Regions from separate parts of the Homo sapiens genome. Here region 2 is linked to region 1. The links are chromatin loops, found by intact Hi-C in ENCODE. Cell type or tissue: gastrocnemius medialis. All regions are shown on one strand. Links, peaks and the distances in the headings refer to the core of each region. The heading gives the core; the rest is flanking DNA.

Region 1 (10,358 bases), core at 2,383-7,382:
GCCGAGATCACACCATTGCACTCCAGCCTGGGCAACAAGAGCAAAACTCAGTCTTGAAAAAAAAAAAAAAGAAATTATAAGGAAAATAAAATACAGGGTGTTAGGGAGCATAGTTAATACTGAACTTGTGTTGAATAACATTATGATTATTATTATTTTTAGAGGCAAGGTTTTGCTTATTATTATTATTTTTTAGAGACAGAGTCTTGCTCTAAAAACTTTACTTGTCCAGGCTGGAGTGCAATAGCGCAATCATAGCTCACTACAGCCTTGAGCTACTGGGCTCAAGGGATCCTCCTGCCTCAGCCTCCCAAGTAGCTGGAACTACAAGTGCTAGCCACCACACCTCACTAATTTTTGTATTTTTTATAGAGACGGTCTCGCTGTGTTGCCCAGGCTGGTCTTGAACTCCTGGCCGCCTTGGCATCCCAAAGGGTTGGGGTTACATGTGTGAGCGACCACACCCGGCTTGAATAACATTACTGAAATAACATTGCCTTTTTTTTTTTTTTTTTTTTTTTTTAAAGAGTGCTTGTGTCCAAGAACATAACTTTTATATGTTAGGGTGTGGGTTTTGTTTTTGTTTCTGTTTTGCTTGACTTTGATAATTGTTGTGGAGAAATTTTGTTTGCACAAGAAGGTGATAAAACTTGGAAGCATTTTTTTTAGTAAACATTGAAAAATTTATGAGTTGGCATTTCTAAAAAATCCAGATTCTTTAATCTTTTCATTTATATGTAATGTTGAAATACAATAATGCAAATGGACTTTAGTTTCATTCAGACTCTATTTCAAGCACTTCAAAATAATGAAGCTCTAATTTACATAAGGCATATACTAAGGTATAGACAGTGGTGTGCTGGTGAAAATTTGACAACCAGCTCTCAGGAAAAAGAAAAGAAATCCATACATATACATATGTAAATATGCATGTAAGTTTATGAGTTTTACTAGTATAAAGGATGGGTGGCATATAATTTGCAAATAATAATGAAATATACAACACTGTTGTCAGTTCCATATAGCCAATTGCTTCTCACCAGCTGCTTCCGTTGATTTTTGCTGAGCTTTTGTATCAGCTTCTGATTGGTTTTGACATGACTTTGGTTAATATCTTATTCTCTCTCTTTTTTTTTTTTTTTTTTTTTTTTTTGAGACGGAGTCTCGCTCTGTCACCCAGACTGGAGTCCGGTGGTGCAATCTCCGCTCGCTGCAACCTCCACCTCCCGGATTCAAGTGATTCTCATGCTGCCCCCTAAGCAGCTGCGACTATAGGTGTGCACCACCATACCCGGCTAATTTTTGTATTTTTAGTAGAGACAGGGTTTCTGCATTTTGGCCAGGCTGGTCTTGAACTCCTGGCCTCAAGTGACCCACCTGCCTCAGCCTCCCAAAGTGCTGGGATCACATGTGTGAGCCGCTGCACCAGCCTGGTCGATATCTTTGTATTAATGAGTCAAGTGATGTCTTTGCTGAATTAGATAATAGTTTTCAAATACCTGTACTATAAGAATATTTTCTCAATTGTCCTGTTCCCAATGTAATGACTTCAGGCATGACACGCTTTTTAAGTTTAATTGCATTATTAACATTTTCTCCATCACTTTCTTAAGTCTAAACCCCAGGAGTTGGCTAACTTTTTGTAAAGGGCCAGATAGTAAATATTTTCATCTTTGCAGGCCATATGGCCGTAGAGCTTCTGTTGTACTGCTATCTTTGTAGCACAAAAGCAGCCAGAGACAGTATGTGAGTGAATGAGCGTGACTGTGTTCCAGTAAAACTTGATGTGGTTAATTTATGTCAATGTGAATTTTACCTCAATAAACAGCATGTAAAATGAAAAAAGTAAAATCTTCATTTACAAAAACAGACAGTGTTATGGAATGGCCCAGGAGTTTGCAGATTTCTAGTTTGGAGCCCATAAAATCAAGCCCTGATTTATAGTGTTTACTGATTTCTGTGGTGGAAATACTCTCACCATGGCTGGCTTCAAGCCACTAACATGAGATCACTGAATGTGAGGTTGGGAAAGAGACTCAGTAGCACACCATGTCCTCCATGCCCATACAGTAGTCATGAATAACCTCAGAAACCTAGATAGTACTAAGTTTGGTAAAATAAGTAGGAAGTGATGAGTTTTGAGTACACAGTACTGAAAACTTCCTCCTTTGTTCTTATCACAACTTATTGTAAGCTTATATAATGTAATTGTTAGTAATGGCTCCTTTGATTCCTGAAAGTGTCACCACGGGCTTGCTCTCTCAGTAAAGCTGGCGTGAGCAGGCTCCAGCACACACCTGGGTAGAGTCCCTGCCCCTTACCTGGCTTGGATGCTGAAGGCTCGCGGCCCCAGAAGAGGAGATGTATTGGAACGTGTGCAGACGGAGATCTGGCCTGGGCCTGGAGCCTTGCCCACCAGGGCCCTGGTGCCCCTTGGCCTGCTTGCCGGGCTTCAGGCCACAGACAGGTTCCTTGTCCAGATGGTGTCTGCGCCTTTGCAGCTGGCTGCTGGGACAGTTCTCGTGATCGTAGTTTCCCATTGGCCCTGTCTAGCACCCCTCATTGGCTCACGAGGAGCCAGCTGCCCTGAAGGGGAGGCAGGGTATCATGCAACTTGCTCTAGATCGGGGTGTCCAATCTTTTGGCTTCTCTGAGCCACATTGGAAGAAGGATTGTCTTGGGCTGCACATAAAATACACTAACACTGATGATAGCCAATGAGCTTAAAAAAAAATCTCATAATGTTTTAAGAAAGTTTACGAATTTGTGTTGGGTTGCATGTGGCCCGAGGGCCATGGGTTGGACAAGCTTGCACTGCTTCTTGCTCCAGATGTATTACCTCCCCGGGTTCTCTCAGGGCTCCGGGGTTGAAGTGACCACCTCATCTGGCCCAGTGGTTGTGAGGGAAGCCTTCAACTCACATTAATCACACTGTTTATTTTCTTCATGGCTTTTAGTGTGGCTATGGTCTTGTCTGTTGCCTGCCTTCCCCAACATGAGTGTGAGCCCTCTGTCTGCTCCCTGAGTTCCTCTTCAGAAGGCACGAGGCACACAATATGGACATGCTCCTTTTTTTTTTTTTTTTTTTTCCCCACAAAAGGAGATAGTCTCTGTCACCCAGGCATGAGTGCAATGGCATAGCCATAGATCATTGTAGCCTCGGATTTCTGGGCTCAAGTGATCCTCCCACTTCAGCATCCTGAGTAGCTGGGACTACAGGTATATGCCACCACACCCGGCTAACTTTTTAATTTTTAAATTTTTATTTTTATTATCTATTTATTTTTTAGAGACAGGGTCTCACTATGTTGCCCAGGCTGGTCTTAAACTCCTGGCATCAAGCGATCCTCCCACCTCAGTTGCCTGCTTAGCTGGGATTACAGGTGTATGCCATCGTGCCTGGCCAACGTTCTTATTTTTCCAGGAGATAAATAGCAGCTGAGACCAGATACAGTGGTTCACACTTGTAATCCCGACACTTTGGGAGTCTGAGACAAGAGGATCATTTGAGCCCAGAAGTTTGAGACCAGACTGACCAACACAGGGAGAGCCTTCTGTGAAAAGGTGACTGAATGAATTCTCGTGTCTGCAGCAGTTGCATTGTGCATCCCAGGTGGGTTTGGGTTCCCACCAAACCTGCAAAAGTGCTCCTGATGCCAGACACCAACATTGCTTCTTGGTGTGTGCCAGGCACCCCTCCCCTGGGAAACGAGCAGCCCTGTCTCAGCCTACTCCCCTCCCAGATGGTGGCAGTCACTGTTGCTGACTTCATCACTGAGCCATCAAAAATCTCTCTAGGTTTCATCGTGGCTAATGCCACATTTGCTTATCCCCCGCTCCCCTCCAAAAAATGGAAACCCTCCCTCATTGTGTCTTTTGTTTTTGTTTTTATTTTTATTTTATTTTTATTTTTTTTGAGACGGAGTCTCGCTCTGTCACCCAAGCTGGAGTGCATTGGCATGATCTTGGCTCACTGCAACCTCTGCCTCCCGGGTTCAAGCAATTCTGCCTCATCCTCTTGAGTAGCTGGGATTACAGGCATGCGCCACCACACCCAGCTTATTTTTGTATTTTTAGTAGAGATGGGGGTTTCACTATGTTGGCCAGGCTGGTCTTGAACTCCCGACCTCAGGTGATCCGCCCACCTCAGCCTCCCAAAGTGCTGGGATTACAGGCGTGAGTCACTGCACCCGGCCCCATTGTGTCTTCAGGCTGCTTTGTGCTGACTGTGCTGGCCTCATTTATGGGGCCATACAGTCTCCTGAGATTCAAGAGTCACCGCAGCCTCTCCTGCTGGCCACAGGGCCTGTCTCCTGACCTCACCTGCTGCCGTGGGCCCAGGCGTGTGGATTCCAGATGACCCGCTAAGGGCGAGGTAGAGCTACAGCTTGGCTCTGTCTGGCTGTCTGGTGTGGTAGTGATCCGATGCTCTATCCCTTGCCAGGCCTCAGTTTTGAGTGAAGGAAGAAGGGGAAAACTGGCCTGTCTGGATGACAGATTTGCCATGCACGAATATCCGCACACAGTGATGTAGAGCTTTGGCTCTTTGTAACCAGGAGTTCGATAGGAAGACAACTTTGAAAAAGCACTTTGTGACTGGCAGGGTGCCATGCAGCCTCAGCTGTTCATTTCCAAGGGTCATCCATTTACAGGATGAATGCTCAAGCCTCTTCCTCCCGGTGCCATGGAGTCTGCCTGTCAGTCCCCTCCTTGCCCAGCATCTCCCGCCTGCCTCCTTGTTCCCCTATGCCTTCACCAAGCCATGTCTCCCACCCTGTTCACCCGAGCCTCTCCTCTCCTTTCCTCTAGTGCCGCCTGGCTGGGACAGTGCAGAAACACTGCTCCTGGCAGGGCGCCCTGTGCCTGTCCCCTTTCCTGCTGCTCTCTCTGACTGTGTGTGTGCAGTGAGTGGGGCAGCCTGGCCAATCCTACCTGCCTCAGGTGGATGGTGGCCCCAGGTGCTGCTGCCACTGTCTCTGTGTTCTATCCATTTCCCCTTTCCATGGGCGTTGTTCATTCACCTGGTCACTCATGGCCTTCAGTTCTCATCTCAGTCTGAGGACCCCCTTTGGCCTCATCAGTGTGTCCTGCCCACACTGGTGTCTCAAACTCCAGGCATTAAAAACCATACTTAGGGACTTTCCTCTCAGCTGTCTTTCTGATTCTACCTCCAACAATTTAAAAACTGCCTTTAGTGAGGTCTAATTTACATACAGTACAATGTGCCTATTTCAGGTGTACATTTGGCAGTGGAAGTCCCTCATTAAACAGTTATGTCTGTCTTGCTTTCACATTTGTCTTTTTATTTAGCTCTACGCTACATTTTGATGCATTTTTGACAAATTCGTATACCTGTGTAACTACTCCAGTTGAGGTGTAGAATATTTCCGTAACTTAAAAAGTTCTCCCTCCCCCCACTGAGGGGCTACCACCAATCCCCAGTTCACCCCGCCACCGGCACCACATTGGCACTGCTGGTGGGTGCTGTCGAGTACTGCAGGTAGGTACTGATTTTCTTACCTGTGGTGGGAAAATGGGGTAACAGCACCCATATGAACAGATGAGGCTCACAGAGGCTTGGGACGGACACATATTTTTGTGGTCCCCAACCTAGTTGTGTGGGCTTGTGTCACCATGAGCCGGCTCCCAGGGGTAGGGGTGGCGCAATCGCTGTGAGCCATTCCCTGCCCCCTGTAGCTAGGGTGACTGTGCATCTTATCAAGACCAGGACACTTTTCAGATGAATGAGGTGCTATTAAGAATGACAGTGAGTAACAGGTGTCACCCAGCAAACCTGGCCTAAGGTGGCCTTCTGCAACCCATTGTCTCTGATATCCTTGTGTACAGTCCTTAGAACCAGCCTTCCCCATGCAGAATGGAATCTAGGTGGCTCATGGTCTTTGAAGCGTCCTGGGACCCAGCCTCAGCCTGCACATCCAGGCATGGCCCTGCACTCCTGGGCGTTCCTGAGCTTAGTCGTTCTCCTTAATATGTTTCTTTTCCCTTTTTTCTCACTGACTTTTCAGTACACAAGCAATAAATACGTCTTCCTTTAAAAAAGTAAAATGTTTGAGTTACAGCTAAAGGCCTCCTTTGACCCCTGTCCCTGATGCAGTTCTTCTATCCCTCTGGAGAGGACCCATGTCACTAGTGTAGAGTCCATTTTCCTGTGCTGTGCAGGCACAGCCCAGAGCACTGGGCCATACTGTGCATGTGGCTTTTCAGTCAGTTCTGGCACACAGGGCAATCACTCTACACCTAGCTCACCTCCCTCCACAGTGTGTCCCAGCTTTCTGTGCTTGGTTACACATGGGTCTAGCTCACTCCTTTAACTGCAGCATAGCATTCCCTGCTAGAAGCCGCTTCATGATCATGGAACTGGCTTCCAGAGTTTTGCTAATGAAAAGGTGTTTTGCAGATATTCATGTGAATGTCTCCCTGTGCACCCAGGGGAGCCTCTACTTGTGCTTAGGTCTGCCAGGCAGTGAAAGTGCTGGGTGGTAGTTTTCACAGTGGCAGATAATGGAGGGGAGTCTTCTGTGGGTGCCCCTTGCAGGCAGAGGCACCTTTCCATGGGTACCTCTTCCATGGCTCTGCCCAGAGCCTGTACTCACAGGATGTGCATTCCAACCTCGGGGTCCTCTCACCACTGCCTGGAGCCTTACGGAGCCAGAGACCCTTCCCTAATGCCCTAGCTCCCCTGGTCCCCCACTGCTTTACTTGAACAGCCGAGGTTGGGTGTGTGGGCTCCAAGAGGCCTGCCAGAGTGAGCCTGGGGGAGAGTACCTGTTTACATCTGGCCCCCACATACCGAGATAGGCAGTGTTGGGGCCCTGCTATTGACCGATGGGGAGACTGCGGCTCAGGGGCTGAGGTCCCTTCCCCAGGATCTTCCCATAGCTCCTGCAGATGTGGTATTAGCATTCAGAAAGGCCCTTGATACATCAGCATAGTGTGGGAAGTTAAGAAGAAAAGAAGGGAAGAATTTTTTTTTTAAAAAAAGCCCTCAAGCACTCATGAGCACTCATGGCTTAACAGTGGCCCTAGAGGTGATGGTTTCCATGCTTCCCATTGCACAGATCGAGACCCACCTCCAGCTGGCTGGCACTTGACTATGGGCCTTGCAAGTTCTCCCACATGGCCATCTGATCCCTCCCACAGTCCCACAAGGGAGCGATGTTCATGCTTATCTTGGAAATACAACTTGCTCCACAGCCTCAGGAGGTTTTCCTGGTCTCAGTTCCAAGCCCAGCCCCTCTCTTCTTTGGCTGCCCTGTCCATTTATTTGCACATGAGACTCCCGTTTGCCTCAGTGGCCTGTGCAGGAGGAGCAGAGGGCCCAGGAGCCACCTAAAAGATGCCTGAGGGAGAGTGGTCCTGGCAGGAGGACCTCTTAGGAACTTAGGCAGCAGGGGCTCTGCCAGGGTCCCGCTGGTGTTTTTGTTTTTGTTTTTGTTTTAATTGTAAAATATACATCCCATAAAACTTAACCATCTTAGCTGTTTTTAACTGTACAGTTCAGTGGTCTTACACACTCACATGGTTGTGTGGTCATGATCACCATCTGTCTCCAGGACTCTTCATCTTGCAAAACCGAGCTCTGTTCCCATTCAACACTCACGTCCCTCCCCTTCCCGAGCCCTGGGCGCACGTACTGTTCGACTTTCCACCTCTCTGATTTTGTCTACTGAGTATGAGTGGAATTGTGCAGTGTTCATGCGACTGGCTTCTTTCCCTCAGCATAATGTCTTCAGTCTTCATCTGTGTTGTTGCATGTGTCAGGATTCCCTTCCTTTTTAAGGCTGAAATACTGTCCTGTTGTTCAGATATATCACACTTGGCTTATTCATTCATCTGTTCCTGAACACTTGAGTTGTATCCACCATGTTTTAGCCATGGCAAATAATGCTGCTGTGGACATGGGTGTGTAAATGTCTGTCCACGTCCCTGCTTTCGGTTCTTTTGGGTACATACCCAGAAGTGGAATTGCCTGTAGCGGTTGTTTCTGAGTTAAGTTTAGAAAGGTGGTAGGGGTGTGGCATTCAGGGTCCCATTCATGACAGTTGAGGGGAGAGGGTAGTGGGGATGGCTTATGGTTCCAGGCTGTGTGCAGGGTGTGAGGAAGACCTTCCACCTGGACCTACCTCCAAGTGCTCAGGGTTGCTGTGAGAAGGAATGAAATGCCCATTTCAGTCGCATTTCTGTGTCTTTGAGGAGAAGCTGTGTGTTCCAGTCGGCACCATTTTTTCCCTCATGGTCAGTGATGTACTGGTGTCCCAGAATGGGTACAGCGTGATCTGCCAAAAGTCTGTGCTCAGAACTTTCCATAGGGAATGAATGAACCAGCAGGTGCACGTCAGTAGGACAGGCTGACGGCGGCTCCCTGGTGTCTGGCTACAGGTATCCCGCCATCCATCCCCTGACACCCCTGCAGGCACACAGCCGAGTGGTGGGCTTCCCGGCCTGCCTTGAGTCCTCCCTCTCTCAGCCCCGCTGCTTCCCACAGCCACGTCCCTTCCTGCCCCTCACCATGTCGCTCCCTGAGGCTGGCCAGCGCCCACAGAACTGTCTCCCTGCTTCAGCTGTGTGTTTGCTTCTGCATAGCAGAATGAGCTATTTAAAACGACAGTCTGACCCTGTCACTCCCTGAGCTGAGCATGGCCCGGGGTGGCCTGCCGGGAGGTGTCCCCACCTTGTCTGGCACTCTGCGCATGCTGCGCTGCTGTGTGCCCAGCCCTTTACTTGTGCTGCTCCCGGGTCCTTGCCTCCCCAGCTTGTCCAGAGGACTCCTGCTTACTCTCCAGGTGTCCTCGCAGACTCCCTCTGTCACCCTCCTAGGGGCCCCAGAGCATCCTGAGTGTCACAGCCCTGCCTGCTACACACTTAGAAGCTCTCTCATCACATGTCTGCTCGCCTGCCAGGCCAGGAGCACCTTCAAGGCCACAGGCGTGCTTTATCTGTGTGTTGCTGTGAGTGGCAGCTGAGAGTGTGGTAAAAGAGCCAGTACTTAGGCCGGGCGCGGTGGCACACACCTGTAATCCCAACACTTTGGGAGGCCGAGGTGGACAGATAACGTGAGGTTGGGAGTTTGAGACCAGCCTGACCAACATGGAGAAACCCTGTCTCTACTAAAAATACAAAATTAGCTGGGCGTGGTGGCGCATGCCTGTAATCCCAGCTACTCGGGAGGCTGAGGCAGGAGAATCGCTTGAATCCAGGAAGCAGAGGTTGTGGTGAGCCGAGTTCATGCCATTGCATTCCAGCCTGGGAAACGAGTGAAACTCTGTCTCAAAAAAAAAAAAAAAGTCAGTGTTTGTAACCAGGCTGCCTGGGCCCCAGACCCAGCTGTGTGACCTCAGGTAGATTAGCTGACCTCTCTGTGCCTTAGCTGCTTGTAAAAGGGCTGGAGTGCAGTAGCACAGTCTCAGCTCACTGCTGCCTCAACCTCCTGGGTTCAATTTTCGTGCCTCAGCCTCCCCAGTAGCTGTGTCTACAGGCGTGCGCCACCACACCTGGCTAATTTTTGTGTTTTTTGTAGAGGCAGGGTTTTGCCATGTGGGCCAGGCTGGCCTTGAACTCCTGGCCCCAAGTGATCCACCCGCCTGGCCTCCCAAAGTGTTGGGATTACAGGTGTCAGCCACTGCTCCCGGCCAAGAATTTCTTAATAAATAAAATAGTGCCTGATCGGCCTCACTGAGGCTGTGAAGAACCAGCTCTTCCTAGTCCATCTTCAGCAGAGCTCCTACAGCAAGCAGGAGGGCCTGTGGGATTCTCTTTGGGAGGAGCAGGTTGGGGAGGAGAATCCCAGAGGCCTCATCTTACACTTGGGGTCAGTGGGGGTGGTGCAGTTCAAGGCAGTCTTGGAGGCCACTGGCAGGAGGCTGAGAACCCAGGGAGCTGATAGGGGCTTAGAAAGTGAGGTTGAGGCTTCCTCACAGGGCCTCTGGGGTCTGTGGGGAGAGGCAGGGTTGTCAAATTCTGGCAGTATTAGCAGATGTGCAGTTGGATAGGGGGATTGCTGGGCATACCTGAAAAGGAGAGGGCAGGCCCCCCTGCACCCCAACGATCAGTGAAGCTCCAGGTAAAAGTGGATTTTGAGGCCAGATCCAGCTTCAGGGCCAGGGGTCCCAGTCATTGATCAGTGTTAATGCATCACTAGAGGGGGTGGTATCTGCTCTCCTTTCCTCAGCCTGGCACAATTCCAGGGCTGTGCCAAGAGGAGGTGGAAGTAGAGCCCATGCAAGGCTGTGCGGAGCAGGAGGGGGCTGCTGCAGGGACCTGTGGCAGGAGGGCCCGGGGGGATGAGGGGGGACCTAGGGAGGGTGCACCACAGCCAGGGAGGTGCTCCTGGGCTCCTG
Region 2 (10,358 bases), core at 3,163-8,162, 94 kb before region 1:
TGCCCCATAACAGGAGAGGGCATGTCTTTTTCATATTCTGACTAGCAATACGGGAGGTCCACATAAAATTCCCCTGCTGAGGATTCAGTCCTTGGTCATCTCTAGAAAACGTGATTGAATGATGGTTTGCTGCCTCCACAGCCAAGCTAGTGGCCTTTCTCGGGTAACACCATTTTTACTGGAAATGTCTGACAAACTGTGATTCAGATGTGGCTGCTTGGCAGACATTTTCTCAAAAATGAACAAAATGAGGCTGTCACTTCAAGGAAAACAATTTCAGGTTTTGTTGCCCACAATAAAATTCAAGCTTTTAAGGAGAAATCAGAATTTTGGAAAATGTGTAGCCACCACTGTGAGTTTGGCAGCTTCTTGACATTTAAAGACTTTTCTAAGCCTGTAACCCCAGCTACTTGGGAAGCTGAGGCGAGAAGATCACTTGAGGTCAGGAGTTTGAGACCAGCCTGGGCAACAAAGTGAAACCCTGTCTCTATAAAAAGTTTTTTAAAAAAATTATCCCGGCGTGCTGGCATGTGCGCCTACAGTCCCAGCTACCAAGGAGGCTGAGGTGGGAGGATCATTTGAGCCCAGGAGGTCAAGGCTGCAGTGAGCTATGATTGCACGGCTGCACACTTTTCTGATGAGATGAATAGTGATATTAATGAAGAGGACTTTTTTGATACAAAATAATGTAATGGGACAACATCTGCATCACTCATTGAACTAATATTTTCCAAATGATCAATGCATGTTATAGGCATGAATGAGTAGAACCATTCCCAGTGTAAGACAGACCAAAGACTTTTTTTTTTCTTTTGAAACAAGGTCTCACGTTGACACCAAAGCTGGAGTGCAGTGGCATAATCTCAGGTCACTGCAACCTCTGCCTCCCAGGCTCAAGAGACCCTCCCACCTCAGCCTCCCAAGTTAGCTGGGACCACAGACACACGCCAGCATGCCAGACTAATTTTTGTTCATATTTGTAAAGATGGGGTCTTGCTACATTGCCCAGGTTGGTCTCAAAAACTCCGGGGCTCAAGCAATCCACCCACCTTATCCTCCCTAAATGTTGGGATTATAGGCGTGAGCCACCATGCCTGGCCTCAGACCAATGTTGTTGTTGTTTTTGTTTTGTTTTGTTTTTGTTTGTTTTGAGACAGAGTCTCACTGTCTCACTCAGGCTGGAGTGCAGTGGCACGATCTCAGCTCACTGTGACCTCTGCCTCCCAGGTTCAAGCAATTCTTGTGCCTCTGCCTCTCGAGTAGCTGGGATTACAGGCACGTGCCACCATGCCTGGCTAATTTTTGTATTTTTAATAGAGATGGGGTTTCGCCATGTTGGCCAGGCTGGTCCGAACTCCTGGCCTCAAGTGATCCTCCTTCCTCTGCCTCACAAAGTGCTGGGATTACAGGCATGAGCTACCACACCCAGCCCCATGGTCAGTTTCTGTTGAGGAAACATGGACATTTGCGGGATGGTGAGATACTCATTTGTGCAGCTCAGAGTTTGATAAATTTCTCTTGGTTTTTGCCTAGTTAATTGCAATGTTCACTTCCTCTATGAATTCAGATATTTAGAGTTAGAAGGGATCTTCAGCATCATCCAGTCCAGGGGTTGGCCAACATTTTCTGCAAAGGGCCAGAGAGTGAATATTTTCAGCTGTGCAGGTAAGGTGGTCTGTTGAAATCACTCAACTCTGCTGTTGTAGCACAAGATCCACTATAGGTACCAGGCACAGTGGCTCAGGCCTGTAATCCCAGCACTTTGGGATGCCGAGGCGGGCAGATCACCTGAGGTCAGGAGTTTGAGACCAGCCTGGTCAACATGGTGAAACCCCGTCTCTACTAAAACTACAAAAATTAGCCGGGCGTGGTGGCAGGTGCCCGTAACCCCAGCTACTTGGGAGGCTGAGGCAAAAGAACCACTTGAACCTGGGAGGCGGAGGTTATAGTGAGCCTAGATCACACCACTGTACTCCAGCCTGGGCAACAAGAGCGAAACTCCGTCTCAAAAAAGAAAATAATAATAATAATAATAAATCTCTATAGGCGATAAGTAAACAAATGAGCATGGCTGCGTGCCAAGAAAATTTTATTTACAAACACAAGTAGGGGCCAGATTTGGCCCTTGGGCCATGGTTTACACACTCTTGACCTGCCTGGTTCAACATTTTTCTTTCTTTTTTTTTTTTTCAACTGAGGCAGAGTCTCGCTGTGTTGCCCAGGCTGAAGTGCAGTGGTGTGATCTCGGCTCACTGCAACCTCCGCCTCCTGGGTTCAAGCAATTCTCCTGCCTCAGCCTCCCGAGTAGCTGGGATTACAGGTGCCCACCACCACACCTGGCTAATTTTTGTACTTAGTAGAGATGAGGTTTTGCCATGTTGGCCAGGCTGGTCTTGAACTCCTGACCTCAAGTGATCTGCCCACCTAGGCCTCCCAAAGTGCTGGAATTACAGGACTTTGGGAGCCACCGGGCCGGCCTAGTTCAACATTTTCAATCAGCCAAGAAGGGTTCACCAAAGGTCACACGCAAGTTAGTTGCAAAACCAGAGCTCACACTCAGGCCTGCCAACATCTGTCTTTGTGCAGTCACTTTCACCTCTCAGCTGGCTTCAATGGCCTCAATTTCCTCCACTAATTGAGCTGGGAGTTTTCCTACATGCCTTCAGGCAGGCGCTAACAGGAAAGCACAGTGTAAACGCAGTCATAACCACCCACGTCTGTGGTCACCAGGGATGATGATCTAGGAACCAGGAGAGCAGGATAAGAACTTGCCTTTGCTAATGCCTGCTCTAGGTATTATTTGCTGATGCCTGCTCAGTGTCAAGGATAATGCTGAATTGTTCCATGCATGTATCTTACATATTCCTAAAGAGAATCAGAGAAGTGAAATGTGCAAGAAAAAGCATAGCTTTAGAATGAGATGGGCCTGGATTTCAATTCTTTTTTTTTTTTTTTTTTTTTTTTGAGATGGAGTTTCACTCATTCTGTCACCCAAGCTGGAGTGCTGTGGCGTGATCTCGGCTCATTGCAACCTCTGCCTCCCAGGCTCAAGCAATTCTCCTGCTTCAGCCTCCCGAGGAGCTGGGATTACAGGCATGTGCCACCTTGTCTGGGTGATTTTTTGTATTTTAGTAGAGACGGGGTTTCGCCATGTTGGCCAGGCTGGTCTCGAACTCCTGAACTTAGGTGATCTGCCTGCCTTGGCCTCCCACAGTGCTGGGATTACAGGCGTGAGCTACTGCACCAAGACTGGATTTCAATTCTGACCCACTGTCAGTAAGAGGTGACTGACCTCCACTCACCTTAGCACCCAGCCTCATTTATTTTCCACAAAATGAGGGTAACAAACCACCTTGACGATCTATTATATGTAAAATACCTGCTTATGGCTGGGCATGGTGGCTCACACCTGTAATCCCAGCATTTTAGGAGGCCAAAGTGGGAGCATCACTTGAGGCCAGGAGTTCAAGACCAGCCTGGGCAACATAGCAAGACCTCATCTCTACAAAACATTTAAAAATTAGCCAGGTGTGGTGGTGTACACCTGTAGTCCCAGCTACTTGGGAGGCTGAGGCAGGAGGATCAATTGAACTTAGGAGTTTGAAGCTGTAGTGTGGGATAATTGCACCACAGTGGCTCACACCTGTAATCCCAACAGTTTGGGAGGCCGAGGCAGGAGGATCACTTGAATCCAGAAATTCGAGGTCAGCCTGGGCAACATGATGAAACCCCATCTCTACTAAAAATACAAAAAATTAGCCAGCGTGGTGGTGCTCACCTGTAATCCCAGCTACTCAGGAGTCTGAGTGGAAGGATCACCTGAGCCCAGGAGACAGAGGTTGCAGTGATCCAAGATCGCACCACTGCACCACTCCAGCGTGGGCGACAGAGCAAGAACCTGTCTCCAAAAAAAAAAAAAAAAAAAAAGGCATTTCCATACACCTAACCTACTGAACATCATAGCTTCACCTAGTTGTCCTTAAACATGGTCAGAAAACTTACATTAACCTACACTTGGGCAAAATCAACTAACGCAAAGCCCATTTTGTAATAAAGTGTTGAATAGCTCATGTAATTTATTAAATACTGTCCTGAAAGTAAAATAGAATGGTGGTGTGGGTACTTGAAGCATGGTTTCTACTGAATGTGAATCTCTTTCGAAACATTTATTTTTTGTTTATTTTTATTTTTATTTTATTTATTTATTTATTTTGAGACAGAGTCTCAGAGTCTTGCTCTGTCGTCCAGGCTAGAGTGCAATGGCACAGTCTCGGCTCACTGCAACCTCCACCTCCCCAGTTCAAGTGATTCTCCTGCCTCAGCCTTCCAAGTAGCTGGGATTACAGGTGCCCACCACGTCTGGCAAATTTTTTTGTATTTTTAGTAGAGACCAGGTTTCACCATGTTGGCCAGGCTGGTCTCAAACTCCTGACCTCAGGTGATCCGCCCACCTCGGCCTCCCAAAGTCCTGGGATTACAGGCGCCCACCACCATGCCTGGCTAATTTTTTTTGTATTTTTAGCAGAGACAGGGTTTCACCATGTTGGCCAGGCTGGTCTCAAACTCCTGACCTCAGGTGATCCACCCGCCTCGGCCTCCCGAAGTGCTGGGATTACAGGCGTGAGCCACTGCACCTGGCCTCTTTTGAAACATTGTAAACTCAAGAAAATTGTAATTTGTAAATCGGAGAGCACCTGTATTGTATGATTGTACCTATATGAGGTTCCTAGAGTCATCAAATTCAGAGAGACAAAGTACAATGGTGCTGCCAAGGGCTGGAAGAGGGAAGTGGGGAGTGAGTGTTTAATGGGTACCTTTGCAGGATGAAAAGATTTCTGGAGCTGGGTAATGGTGGTGGTTGCACAACAATGTGAATATACTTTTTTTTTTTTAGATGGAGTCTCGCTCTGTTGCCCAGGCTGGAGTACAATGGCACAGTCTGGGCTCACTGCAAACTCCGCCTCCTGGGTTTAAGTGATTCTCCTGCCTCAGCCTCCTGAGTAGCTGAGATTACAAGTGCGTGCCACTGCGCCCAGCTAATTTTTGTATTTTTAGTAGAGATGGGGTTTCACCATATTGGCCAGGCTGGTCTTGAACTCCTGACCTCAAGTGATCCACCCGCCTTGGCCTCCCAAAGTGCTGGGATTACAGGCATGGGCCACCATGCCTAGCCAATGTGAATATACTTAATGCCCCTGAAGTATACACTCAAATGTGGCTAAGAAATTTAGGACATGTGTGGTGGCTCATGCCTGTAATCCCAGCACTTTGAGAAGCCAAGGTGGGTGGATTGCTTGAGCTCAGGAGCTTGAGACCAGCCTGGGCAACATGGTGAAACCCGGTGTCTACTAAAAATACAAAAAAATTAGCCAGGCATGGTGGTGCACACCTGTAGTCCCAGCTACTTGGGAGGCTGAGGTGGGAGGATGGATTGAGCCCAGGAGGTCAAGGCTGCAGTGAGCTGTGATTGTGCCACTGCACTTCAGCCTGGGCAATAGAGCAAGACCCTGTCTCAAACAAACAAAAAAAAGATGATAAGTTTTATGTTGTGTATTTTACCACAATTTTTTTTAAAAAGGATAAAAAGAAACTTTCTCTCATTCCAAGACCAAGGAAGTTACTGAGTGTAACTTGCAGCCAAATTAGCCTGGACTTTGAGAGCCGATCCTCCAAGTTCTCACACCCACACTGGGACAACAGCCCCAGCCTGCCCCGCCAATCATTCTCCACCTGGCCAGTGGCTTGCACACCCCCTTCGCAGACTAGGCTGGGAGGCTATTTTGGTACAATCTGTTCTCTTGGAAAATGAGATCTCAGAACATTAGTGCCAGAAGGCAGGGAGCCGACTTATCTCCAACACCCACCAGATGCTAAATGAACCCGACCAGGGGTTCTGTGAGCACTTTGACAGAGGCAGCTTTTGTCCCAACTCCAGACCTCACTTTGTGCCAAGGACTTTCCAGTCACTCCTCCTAGCCATCCTAAGAGGAAATTGAGGCTCAGAGAAGGGGAGTTACTTGCCCAAGCTACGTATCTCGGAGATTAAAAGCCAGGGTTTGGCCAGGCATGGTGGCTAACACCTGTAATCCCAGCACTTTGGGAGACCGAGGCGGGTAGGATCACTTGAGGTCAGAAGTTCAAGACCACCCTGGCCAACATGTTGAAACCCTGACTCTACTAAAAATACAAAAATTAGCCAGGCATGGTGGCTCTTGCCTGCAATCCCAGCTACACGGGATGCTGTGGCAGGAGAATCACTTGAACCCGAGAGGCGGAGGTTGCAGTGAGCCAAGATGGCACCACTGCACTCCAGCTTGGGCAACAGAGTGAGAATCTGTCAAAAAAAAAAAAAAAAAAAAAAACAAAGACAGGATTTGAACAGATTTGGGAAACCCCAAAGGCTGCTCTCTTTTTCCTTTTCTTTTTAGATTAAGGTAGAATTTAGCCACAAAATTCTGCAAGGTTTTTTTTGTAGTGTTTCTTTGTGGGTTTTTTGTTTTGTTTGTTGTTTGTTTTTTTGTTTGTTGTTTTGAGACAGGTCTGGCTCTGTTGCCCAGGCTGCAGTGCAGTGGTGCAATTTCGGCTCACTGCAACCTCTGCCTCCCAGGCTCAAGTGATTCTCCCACATCAGCCTCCTGAGTAGCTAGGACTACAGGCACATGCCACCATGCCCGGCTAATTTTTGTATTTTTTGCAGAAATGGGGTTTCACCATGATACCCAGGCTAGTCTCAAAGTCCTGGCCTCAGGTGATCCTCCCACCTCAGCCTCCCAAAAGGGCTACGCTGCCGGGCGAATTCTGCAAGTTTATACAAACATATACAGTTGTGTAACTACTGCCACGTTAAAAATGCAGAACAGTCCCTTCCCTCCCAAAATTCCTCTGTCTCTCTTGTGGATAATCTCTCCTTCCATCTCAACTCCTGGCAGCCACTGATCTGTTTTCTATACTTAAAATTTTGTCTTTCCTTTTCTTTTCTTTTTTTTTTTTTTGAGACGGAGTCTCGCTCTGTCACCCAGGCTGGAGTGCAGTGGTGCACGATCTCAGCTCACTGCAACCTCTGCCTCCTGGGTTCAAGCAATTCTCCTGCCTCAGCCTCCTGAGTAGCTGGGACTACAGGCACCTGCCACCCCCAGCTAATTTTTGTATTTTTAGTAGAGGCAGGGTTTCAGGCTGGTCTCAAACTCCTGACCTCAAATGATCCACCCACCTCGGCCTCCCAAAGTGCTGGGATTACAGGTGTGAGCCACTGCACCTAGCCCAAAATTTTGTATTTCTAAAATGACCTACAGCCGAGTATGTGGCACGCACCTGCAATCCCTGCCACTCAGGAGGGTGAGGCGGGAGGATCCCTTGAGCCTGGGAATTTGAGGCTGTAATGATCCATGTTCCTGCCACTGCACTCCAGCCTGGGTGACAAAGCAATACCCCATCTCTAAAGATAAAATGTCCCGCCAATGGGAGCACACAGTCTCTTGGGTCTGGATTCTTTCATTTAGCAAATGCATTTGAGATTCAACCACACTGCTGTAGAAGGTCACTCCTTTTCATTGCTGTGTAATGTTCCATCACATGCATAAACCAGGTGGCTCATCCGCTTACCAACTGATGGACATTTGGGATGTTCCCAGTTTTTGGTGATTACCAAAAAAAAAAAAAATAGGTGAATTTTTGTTTCACCACAATGGGACTGTTGTGTTTATAGGGTAAGTGATGTTTAATTTAATAAGAAACTATCAGGGATTGTTGTGTTTATAGGGTAAGTGATGTTTAATTTAATAAGAAACTATCAGTCTGGGCAAGGTGGCTCACACCTGTAATCTCAGCACTTTGGGAGGCTGAGGCAGGAGGATCACTTGAGCCCAGGAGTTTCAGACCAGCCTGGGCAACAGGGCGAGACATCATCTATATAAAAAATACAAAAATTATCTGGATGTGGTGATGTGTGCCTGTAGTCCCAGCTACTCAAGCGGCTGAGGCGGGAGGATCACATGAGCCCAGGAGGTCGAGGCTGAAGTGACCTATGACTGCACCACTGGACTCCAGCCTGGATGACAGAGTGATACCCTATCTCAAATAAATACATAAATAAATAAATTTAAAAGAAACTGTCCAATTGTCTCCCACCAGCAGTGTGCGAGCTCCAGCTGCCCCCAAATCTTTACCTGCACCAGGCATTGTCAGTTACTTTAATTTAATCCATCCTTAAAGGACGCTGGACACAGAGACTCACATCCCTTTGTTTTGGGAGACCAAGGTAGGAAGATCACCTGAGTCCAAAATTAGCCCCAAGGTGATGGTATTAGGAGGTGCGGCCCTTGGGAGGTGATTAGGTCATGAGGATGTGGCCCTCATAATGGGATTAGTGCCCTTCCACAAGAGGCCCCCAAGAAACTCCTTGATCTTTCTACCATGTGGGGACACCAAAAGAAGACACCATCTGTGAACCAGATAGCCAGCCCTTACCAGACAGTGAATCTGCCAGCATTTTGATCTTGAACTTCCCAGCCTCCAGAACCATGAAAAATAAATTTCTGTTGTTTACAAGCCACCAGTTTATAGTATTTTGTTGTAGCACACTGAAAGGACTAAAACAGGAGATAAGGTCTTTTTTTTTTAAATTTTTTTAGCACCAAACTGATTGAGATAAGGTCTTTAAAGAGACAATTAAGTTAAAATAGTCAGTCAAGCAGGGTGGCTCACATGCCTGTAATCCCAGCACTTTGGGAGGCTGAGGTGGGTGGATCACTTGAGATCAAGAGTTTAAGACCAGCCTGGCCAACGTGGTGAAACTCCATCTCTACTAAAAATACAAAAATTAGCCAGGCATGGTGGCACGTGCCTGTAATCCCAGCTACTCGGGAGGCTGAGGCATGAGAATCACTTGAACCCGGGAAGTGGAGGTTGCAGTGAGCCGAGATGGCGCCACTGCACGCCAGCCTAGGCCACAAAGCCAGACTCCATCTCAAAAAAAAAAAAAAAGATAATTAAGTTTTAAAAAAAGTCTATAGGTGGGCCCTGATCTAATTCACTGGTGTCCTCGTAGGCAGAGGAGACTAGGATACAGACATACGAAGAGGGAAGACTATACGAGGACAGAGAAGGCGGCCGTCTGCCACCCAAGCAGAGAGGCCTTGAGAAACAAAACCAACTGACACCTTGATGTCAAACTTCCACCCTCAAGAATTAGGGAAAAATAAATGTCTGTGGCTTAAGCGACTCTGTCTGGAGTATGTTACTGCAGCCTATTCATTTATTTATGAGACAGGGTCTCACTCTGTCATCCACGCTGGAGTGCAGTGGTGCAATCTCAGCTCATTGCAGCCTCGAACTCCTGGGCTCAAGCGATCCTCCCACCTCTGCCTCCTGAGTAGCTGGGATTACAGGCTCACATCACCACAACTGGCTAATTTTTTTTTTTTTTTTTTTCTGCAGAGACTGGGTCTCACTGTGTTGGCCAGGCTGGTCATGAACTCCTCAGCTCAAGTGATCCTTTGGCCTCGGCCTCCCAAAGTGCGGGGATTACAGGCATGAGCCACCATGCCCAGACTTTTTTTCCTTATAATTGAAAGCTTCTTTTTTTATAGCTTTACTGAGGCATAACTGATAGATGAACTATGCATATATAAAATGAAAACTTTTAAGTACTTAGGTTGAATGAGTGGGAAAAAAAGAAGTAAAAAATAATTAATTAAAAATAAATAAAAAAGAGGCCGGCGTGGTGGCTCAAGCCTGTAATCCCAGCACTTTGGGAGGCTGAGGCAGGTGGGTCATTTGAGGCAAGGAGTTCGAGACCAGCCGGGCCAATATGGCAAAACCGTCTCTACTAAAAATACAAAAATTAGCCAGGCGTGGTGGTGGGCACCTGTAATCCCAGCTACTCTGGAGGTTGAGGCAGGAGAATTGCTTGAACCCAGGAGGCAGAGGTTACAGTGAGCCAAGATTGCACCACTGCCCTCCAGCCTGGGCGACAGAGCGAGACTCTGTCTCTCTAAATAAATAAATAAGAAAAAAGTTAATTTTTTTTTAAATCTTAAGTAATCAAAGCAAAATTTAGACCAGGCACAGGCACGGTGGCCCACGCCTGTAATCCCAGCACTTTGGGAAGCCGAGGCGGGCAGATCACCTGAGGTTAGGAGTTTGAGACAAGCTTGGCCAACATGGTGAAACCCTGTCTCTGCTAAAAATACAAAAATTAGCCAGGTATGGCGGTGGGCACCTGTAATCCCAGCTACTCAGGAGGCTGAGGCAGGAGAATCACTTGAACCCAGGAGGCAGAGGTTGCAGTGAGCCAAGATCGTGCCACTGCACTCCAGCCTGGGTGACAGAGCAAGACTCCATCTCAAAAAACAAAACAA

What was found. Hi-C counts contacts between places; a loop is a spot of excess contacts. Peaks named below come from ENCODE experiments on the same cell type or tissue, not always from the same donor. Only the 100,000 strongest peaks of a DNase experiment are listed, where the experiment ranks them.
Region 2: a loop joins it to region 1, with 5 times the contacts of the local background. A loop is called at or near these places in 2 of 110 quality-filtered maps.

Annotation. Positions count from the first base shown.
Region 1 is chr19:16,600,107-16,610,464 of GRCh38, reverse strand. The region is part of intron 1 of MED26 (mediator complex subunit 26); the gene reads left to right. Among named protein-coding and RNA genes, the nearest start is that of MED26, 23 kb to the left of the region's middle. RefSeq lists an enhancer at 3,733-4,530. In gastrocnemius medialis, for the core only: a CTCF peak has its summit at 4,835; DNase peaks (open chromatin) are centred at 2,431, 4,257 and 4,834; H3K27ac peaks cover 3,233 bases.
Region 2 is chr19:16,694,572-16,704,929 of GRCh38, reverse strand. No RefSeq gene overlaps it. Among named protein-coding and RNA genes, the nearest start is that of NWD1, 20 kb to the left of the region's middle. In gastrocnemius medialis, for the core only: no CTCF peak of the experiment used is centred there; a DNase peak (open chromatin) is centred at 5,739; H3K27ac peaks cover 2,713 bases.